Linked DNA regions of Homo sapiens: region 1 is linked to region 2. Evidence: chromatin contacts called from ENCODE Hi-C data. All regions are on one chromosome and are shown on one strand. Each heading gives the region's core, a stretch centred on a gene start or an enhancer-like site at or near the end of the contact. The rest is flanking DNA. Distances are from core to core; before and after follow the strand shown. Region 1 overlaps GRM7 (glutamate metabotropic receptor 7). Region 2 has its middle 340 kb from the start of GRM7-AS1.

Region 1 (4,078 bases), core at 283-2,782, 370 kb before region 2:
AGTCAATTGCTAATTATAAAAGCTTGTAACTTTAGGGACTTAACCAATAACTCCAATTGAACTGTCAGCTTTTTCAGGCCAGACGAGATATATAAAGATTTTCATCCTAACTGCTTTAATTAATGAATGCAGAGCTAAGGCAACTTATAGGTCAAAATGCTGCAACATTGTTATAGCATTATTGCCTCACATGCTACCAAACTAACAATAATCTGTTCTCTGTGGATGGACACTGGGAATATCAACAGATGCACTTTTATAGAATACCTACCCATGTACCTAATATATGAGAATATAAACAAAATATCTGACATGTTTGCAACTCTGAAAAGATTTAAAATTATCTTGGGTAACAAGCCTCAAATGTATGAAAAAAAGTTGAGACTCAATAAAAAATTTTGTGGTATAATACTTTTAGAGAAAGATAATATCATTTTTGGAGTAGGATTACCTCATAAGGATTTTATTATCACAAGTGACTGAGAAGAACGAGAATAAGGAGAGACCAGGGCACATTAATAGGTCAGATGGCTGAACCACTTTTCTTGAAATTGCCAAGCTTTTTCCTGCTTCTTTGTACTTCTTCTTCCCTCTAGGTAGCATATTCATGCCTCAGTTCTCCAATCAGCTGCCTCCTTCTCTTTAGATAGATCTGAGCTCTAAGATTATACTCCCCCATCTTAGAGTAATTCCTCTATCAACATATATCTTAGTTTACTTTCTCTTACTATAAAAGAATACCACAGACCGAGTAGTTTATAAAGAAAAGAAGTTTATTTAGCTCACAGTTCTGGAGACTGGGAAGTTCAATAGCATGGTGTCTGCATCTGGTAAGGGCCTTCTTGCTTGCCATAACATGGCAGAGAGCATCACATGATAAGAAAAGGCAAGAGCAAAAGAACCAGAAAGAGGTTGCTTTTTATAATAAAGGCACTCCCACGATAATGAATTCAATCCCATGATAGCAACATTAATCCATTCATGAGGGCAGAGCCTCATTAATTCATTAATTTATTCATTCATGGGAATAGAGGGATTCAATTTTCAACAAATAAACTTTGGAATACACATTTTAGCCATAGCATTCTGTCTCTAGCCCCCAAAATTAATGTCCTTCTTACATGCAAAATAATTAATTCCATCCTAATAGCCCCACAGTCTTAACCATTCCAGTATCAACTCAAAGTCCAAAGTCCAGAGTCTCATTTAAATCAGATATGAGTGACTCAAGGTATGATTCATCCCATGGCAAATTTCCTCCAGCTGTGAACTTGTGAAATCAAAACAAGTTATCTACTTTCAAAATACAATGGTGGGACAGACACAAGATAAACATTCACATTCCAGGAGAGGGAAAGGAAGCAAGAAAAAAGGCATAACTGGTTCCAAGTAAGTCAAAAATCTAACAGGAGAAACAATATTATTCATTGAAGCTTCAGAATGATTTTTCACTCTGTGTTGCCTCCAGGACACAGTGGGGATTTGGACCCCCTCCTCCACAAAATTTCTGGCAGCCCCACCCCTATGACTTTGGAGGGCTCCGCCTATGTAGCAGTTCTCACAGACTGAGTCCCTTGCCTGCAGTTGTCACAGGTTGGTGTTACACACTGGTGGCTCTACAATTCTTGAGTCTTGAGGGTGACCCTGACCCTATGGCTTTACTGGGCATTGCCCTAGAGGGAGCTCTTAGCAGCAGCTTTGACTTCAATCCCAAATTTTAGCTCAGCTTTGGCTGACTGTGGTCTCTCTGCAGTAACTCTACTTGTGTGACAAACCACCGTGTGGTCTATGTCTAGGCCCCTAGACTTTTGTGATATCCTTTGAAATCTAATTGGAGGAAGTCATGTGTTCACAGCTCTTGCTTTCTGCATGCCTGCACAATTAGAGCCACATGAACACTGCCAAGGCATGTGACTTATGCCTTCGATGACTTATACCTTCTATAGTTTATACCTTCTGAAGCACTGGGACCATTTGAGCCATAGCTGGAGAGGCCACCATGTGCTGGAATGCAGAGAGCAGAGACCTGAGGTGGCCCTTGCCAGCTGCCCAACCCCTTAACCATTCTGCCTTCTTGGAGGTCTGGGCCTGTGATGGGAAAGGCAGCCTCAAAGATCTCTAAAATGTCTTCCAAGTTTTTCTCCCAATGTCTTGATTAATAGCCTCTGGCTTTCTTTGATCCATACTAATTTCCTTCTCAATGGGTTCCATGTTGTTTCATTCTCTACCGCATCACCAGGCTGCTAGTTTTCCAAATCTTTGCACTCTGCTTCCCTTGTAATTATAAATTCTGTCTTTAAATCAACTCTTTCTTCTATATTTTACTGTAAGTGGTTAAAAATAGCCATTAAGCAGCCTGCATGGTTTGTAGCTTAGCTATTTTCTTTGACCAGATATCCTAATTTATCACTCTTAAATTCTGCCTTCTATAAAACCCTCAGGCACAGGCACAGTTCATTGTTACCTAATAACAAGGTGGAGGAGGGGGTCTTAATTCCAGTTTCCAACACCTCCTTTCTCATTTCCATCTGAGACCTTATCAGAATAGCCTTTTCTGTCCATATTTCTATCAACATTCTAGTCATAACTACTTAAGTAATCTCTAAGGTCCAGACATTCCCTAGTCTTCTCTTATTCCCAGCTTTCACTCGAATCACTCTTGATGCCCCATTCATGATAATAAAGACTTTTTCTAGCCTACTCCTCCAAATTCTTCCAGCTTCTGCCCATTACCCAGTTCCAAAGCCATGTCCACATTACTAGGTATTTGTTATACCAACAATCCCACTTCTTAGTAGAATTTTCTGTCTTAATTTGTTTTCTGTTGCTATAAGAAATTACAGATTGGGTAATTTATAAAGGAAAAATGTTTATTTAGCCCACAGTTCTAGAGGCTGAGAAGTCTAAGAACACGGTGCCTGTACCTCATACGGGCCTTCTTCTTGTGTCATAACATGTCAGGGCATAAAGGCTCTTGGCAAAAAGGCAGGAGCAGGAGAGTCAGATACAGTTTATTTTTACAACAAATCTATTTCCCAGATAATAAACCCTGTCCTGTGAAGACAACATGAATGAGGGCAGAACCCTCATTAATCCACTAATCTACTCATGAGGGCAGAGCCAACATTAATCCATTAGTGAGAGATGAGGGATTAAGTTTCCAGTACATGAGCTTTTGGGGGAAACATTCAAACCACTGTACCATATTTAAAGAAACATACCATAGCTCTCACACCTACCATCTTTTATCAGACAGCCTTCATATCACCATTTTTATAATTATGTCTTCAGTGTGAGCTTCTACAAGCATAGACCTATTGTTTACCCAACAGTGAATCACAAATGCCTGACAGATTGTGGGCATTTAAAAAACATTAGTTGGATAAATGCTTTTCAGATAGGGATATTTTATTGTAAACAGCAGAAATTGACTCTGGTTAATTTCAGAAAAGGGGATTAAATGGAATTTTCTCTTTTGAGCCTAGAGAACCAGGCTGAGAAAGAGGCAGGGAAAAATCCAGTCTAGACAACTTGGAAAGAGGAGCCACAGCAGTGGGCTTATTGCAGAGTGTCTGGTCAGGACACAGCTACTGGGACAAGCAAATACCAACTATATATTTTGGAAACTTCTGGAATTGTTTCCACATAGAGAAGTGTAAACAGATGGGAGTCAAACTGAGTCCTGAGAAGGAAAGAAGCTATAGCATTTTGTAACTAATGGAAAACGTTTCTTCTAAAAAAGTATTCTCTATGCTCCAAAGATTTGTCAGACTAAAGAAACTATTTTGGTTCTGATAAGGTATGCAAGCTAATTAAAACCAATTAACCTATCAGCAGATAAAAGCCGAGGCCAAGTCCTCTCTTAATGCATAGTCCAATTTTAGAACAGGTATAGTTCTACTAACTTTTGATATTCAAGACACAGTGAATAGACCTGAGTTGATTATTAACTGGTAGTTATGATTGAGGAAGAACTAGATTATTCTAGCTGTTGTGCTTTTATAAAATACTGCTTATTTTTATAATTCAGTGTATTTTATTTCTCTTTTAAATAATTTGCACTGTAAAATTTGGGGCT
Region 2 (4,383 bases), core at 1,575-4,074:
AAGAACACCTGCTTCTAAGAGAAAACTTTGAAAACCCTAAATGAGCAGTTATTAAATGTTTTAAGAGGGATGTTGCAATATCATAAGATCTATGACATGAAAATGGAATGAGATACTGCATAAAGGAAACCCTTCTCAGGAATGTCCGCATATCAAAGAAGAGAGCAACATTAGATTCCCAAGAAATGACTCATGCATGGTATAAACCCAAAAGCCAATATCAAGAAGGAAAAGGGAAGAAGATACTATAAGGTTCTTCTACCCCAATCATAGCATGGAAGTAAAAAAGAGATGGAAAGAGCCAGATGTATATATACAGTCAAATCTGCCACAGTGCAGTGCTTCAAAATACTGACATACAAATGCACTAGAAGCCAGCTAGCCTGCCTACCTTTCTGTCTTTTCTTTAGAAAGTTATTAGGATCAAAGCCTGTGCGAAGGAAGTGAGAAAGGTGGTGCTCCAGAAGATTTGGAAGACTGGCTCCAAAAAGGAAGACTAAGTTAAGAAAATAGAGGAGAGGATCAAAGCAGCCAGGTTTCTCACTGTTGAAGAAGGGAGTTACAAACAGAGAAAAAACTAGAATGAACACTGTGTTGTTAGATTGGAACTGAATAATATTAACTCGTGGTTTGATAGATTAGAAAGATAGGGAAATATGGACGTTAATGTGGGTATTCACACACATATCCACGTACAAATTCTGTCCACCAGGAGAACCCGATAGCAATAAGCATACCTTACACTTATATCTTGGTTTATTAAAACAATTATTTGCTAAAAAGAACCAGCATTTCTTAGATAGAGTTAATTCTAGACCTGGGACAGGAAAAGTACACAAAGAATCTGAAACGTCTTGCTATGACAGAGTGTAAGGATGTGTTCAAAGAATGGTGGAGTCATGTCAGGCACTGCATCTAACAAAGTGATGCCCATTGACCAAATCTGGGACAATCTGAGCATCAAAGTAAATTATAGTAATGGTTTATAATCAACTGAAAATAAAATTGGAATCCATGAGTCTATATGGATATAAGAAAGTTAATACATTAAAAAACTAAGGGAAAAAACCAACTACCTCAGAGTTGAATTCTAACTAATGTAGAAATGAATGCCAGTGGTAGTTGGTAAAAGGTTGATGGGTAACAGGGTATTTACATAGTCTCAATATATTTTCCCAAACACAGTCAGTTCTCTGGATCCCTAGGTTCCACGTTTGTGTATTCGACCGACCACAAGTTGAAAATATTCAGGAAAAAAATGGAGGGTTGCATTTGTACTAAACACATACAAACTTTTAAAATATTGTCATTATTCCCTAAGCAATACAATATGATTATTTTATATAGCCTTGACATATTAGCTATTATAAGTAATCTAAATATGATTTAAAGTATATAGGAAGATATGTACAGCTTATAAGCCAGGAGTGTCCAAACTTTGGATTTCCCTGGGCCATATTGGAAGAATAATTGTCTTGGGCCACACATAAAATATATTAACACTAATGATAACTGATGAGCTAAAAAATTTCAAAAAATTGCAAACAAATTCAATGTTTTAAGAAAGTGTATGAATTTTTGTTGGGATGCATTCAAAGCCATCCTGGGCCACCGGTTGGACAAGCTTCTTATGAGCAAACACTCCACTATTTTATGTTAGGGAATTGAGTATCAGTGGATTTTGGTATTCACAGGTGGTCCTGGAGCCAGTCACCCAAGGTTGCTGAAGAATGATTGTATTTATTAAATACGCAAGGGAAAAAACATTATAGTAAAGAAACCTGGCAAACACTACCTTAAGTGATTAGAGTGAATATCATTATTGATGAGTCACATTGAAATCATGCACTCCCTGATAAGATGCAAGAAGAATGTGGAGTCATTTGTGTGATATTCCTGCCAAACAGGCATAGCCTGAATTCAATCATGAAATAAACATCAGATAAACTTGAAGGACTTTCTTTAAAAAATAACTCTCCTACACTCTTCAAAAAGTTTCAAGGAAAGACTAGGAACTATTCCAAATTGAAAGAGCCTAAAATAATATGAAACTGTGGGCCAAATGTGACTCTTATTTATTCCTTTGGCTATAAAAGACATTGCTGGGATATTTGGCAAAACTTGAATGGCTGTTAGTAATGTAGTAATGTTAATTTCTTGATTTTGATGGTAATTCTATGATTATTCTATAAACAAAGAGAATGTTCATGGAGAATATAGGCTGAAATATTCAACATATTCCAGGAAACATCACATGTAGCTTATTCTCAGATGGTTCAAAAAATGTGGTTTTCTTTTCATTTTTCTCTTAAATTGCACTTATTTCAAAAAATAAAGATTCATAAATCCTATCACTTTTGTAGAAATAAATCACATGGAACTTGAAAGAAAACAATGTTTAAGCAGTAAATTTGTGATATGTGGGTATTTAAGAACAGGGTACTTGTTATGAAGATGCATGGGGTGGTGGGTGAACAAATGACAAAAAATAGATTGTTTAAGAAGTCTGTATTAGTCTGTTTTCACACTGCTATAAGTGACCTGAGACTGGGTCATTTATAAAGAAAAGAGATTTAATTGACTCACAGTTCCGCTTGGCTAGAGGGACTTCCTGAAACTTACAATCATGGCAGAAGGCAAAGGAGAAGCAAGCATCTTCTTACATGGTGGCAGGAGAGAGAGAAAGCAAGCGGGGAAGTGCCACACTTTGAAACTATCAGATCTCATGAGAAGTCATTCACTGTCATGATAACAGCACGAGGCAAATCCACCCCCATCATCTAATCACCTCCCACCAGGTCCCTCCCTCAACATGTGGGGGATTACAATTTGAGATGAGATTTGGGTGGAAACATAGAACCAAACCACATCAAAGTCTCTTCACAAAATAGCAACAGGAAATTGTGTGGAGCCTGGGTATAGGGAGGAAGTTATTGAATCATGCCTTTCATCCTGTTTTAAGCTGATAGAGGGAGATGTCATTTAATTGCCTTGGGTTTATTTACACAAGAAAATGAAAGTGCCAATAGTAACCTGTGAAAAATGCCAGAACTCAGGGTTGGTTATATATGACTAGTTGAGGGGTTTTCTAATCACAAATGTCTAAGTCTAATGCTCAAACACAGCAAGATAATTTATCAGTTATTCAGAAAGAGTATGGAAAAATAGTGGTGAAATAGACAAACAGCCCATTTTTATTTTTACATCTAATTGTTCTCCCTTCATGGAGTTTACCTTAAAATAATTTGTTAATAATGCTGAGAGCTGTTATTTCTATCTGTAAACAGCTTACTAGGGATAGGTCATTTCTATGAAGTTTGGAAAGGAAGGGCTGGGCATAGTGACTCATACCTGCAGTCCCGGTACTTTGGGAGGCCGAGGTCGGGAGATCTCTTGAGCTCAGAAGTTCAAGACCATCCTGGGAAACATGGCAAAACCCCGTCTCTACTAAAACTACAAAAATTAGCTGGGTGTGGTGGTGCACACCTGTATTCCCAGCTACTCAAGAACACTGAGGTGGGAGAATCGTTTGAACCCAGGAGGTAGAGGCTGCAGTGAGCTGAGATTGTACCACTGCACCCCAGCCTGGGTGACAGTCTGACTTCATCTCATAAAAGAAAAAAAAATTAAAAAAAAAGAAAGAAAGAAAAAATTGGGAAGGAGAAAGATGAGGTGGGGGTTAGGCCAAGGTGGTGAACTAGAAGCAGTTATGTATGCCACTCTCACAGAGAAGAAACAAGAGGGCTGGCGAACATTGGCCCTGCAAGGCCAGTCATCTGAGAAACTACATCGGGTTCCATCAAGGCAGCAGGGGAACAGAGAGAGCAGAGAGGAGTGAGGCTGGAAACCAGCTTGTATTAGTTTAGTGCAGAGCTGGGAGTACCTCTCAAAAGCAGGAAAGGGTGAGTGAATGAACTCTCCACAGGGACCTGTCTGGGAACCTCTCCTGGGAATGAGAGATTCCCCCTATCCCTCCTGCAGCCTTCCTTCTAGACTGGGGTAGAGAGCCATCTGGACATTCTGTGAGGGCAACTCTTAAGTTCAAGGAAATCTCTACAAGCCTTGGGCCCCAGAGTAGACCAGCACTGGCAACACAGCCTCACTAGAGTCTGTAATCATAGTGCCTGGGAACAACAGGATTGCTCCACCCCATTCCCTTACCAGAAAAGATTGGTGCCAGCTTCCAGCCCAGCTGTCCTACTTTGGCCTGAACTCAGCTGGCAGCCACAGGCTCCTGTTGTCCCAGGAAGTTCCTGGGTGGCAAGGTAGGAGACCCCTACACACTGGTAGCCAGGCAGGCAAAACTTGCCAGAACTTCTAGCCTAATGGTACCGCTGCTGTGTGGATTCTGCCAGATGATACATTTATCCGGTGGCTCTGAGA

What was found. Hi-C counts contacts between places; a loop is a spot of excess contacts on that map. Pooled maps may share reads with other maps.
Region 1: a map of endothelial cell of umbilical vein shows a loop between it and region 2 (14-fold over the local background). The contact joins two enhancer-like sites. A Hi-C loop is called at or near these places in 4 of 168 maps with a recorded cell type or tissue (Calu3, HCT116, PC-9 and 1 more) and 3 of 50 pooled maps.

Annotation. Positions count from the first base shown.
Region 1 is chr3:7,503,724-7,507,801 of GRCh38, forward strand. All of the region lies in intron 7 of GRM7 (glutamate metabotropic receptor 7), which reads left to right. Among named protein-coding and RNA genes, the nearest start is that of GRM7-AS1, 30 kb to the right of the region's middle. Within about 2 kb of position 1,533, at least 5 of the 41 ENCODE cell types and tissues checked have a DNase peak (open chromatin) inside an H3K27ac peak, as active enhancers do; they include HCT116 and endothelial cell of umbilical vein, where a contact is called at or near this core.
Region 2 is chr3:7,874,172-7,878,554 of GRCh38, forward strand. No RefSeq gene overlaps it. Among named protein-coding and RNA genes, the nearest start is that of GRM7-AS1, 340 kb to the left of the region's middle. Within about 2 kb of position 2,825, at least 3 of the 41 ENCODE cell types and tissues checked have a DNase peak (open chromatin) inside an H3K27ac peak, as active enhancers do; they include HCT116 and endothelial cell of umbilical vein, where a contact is called at or near this core.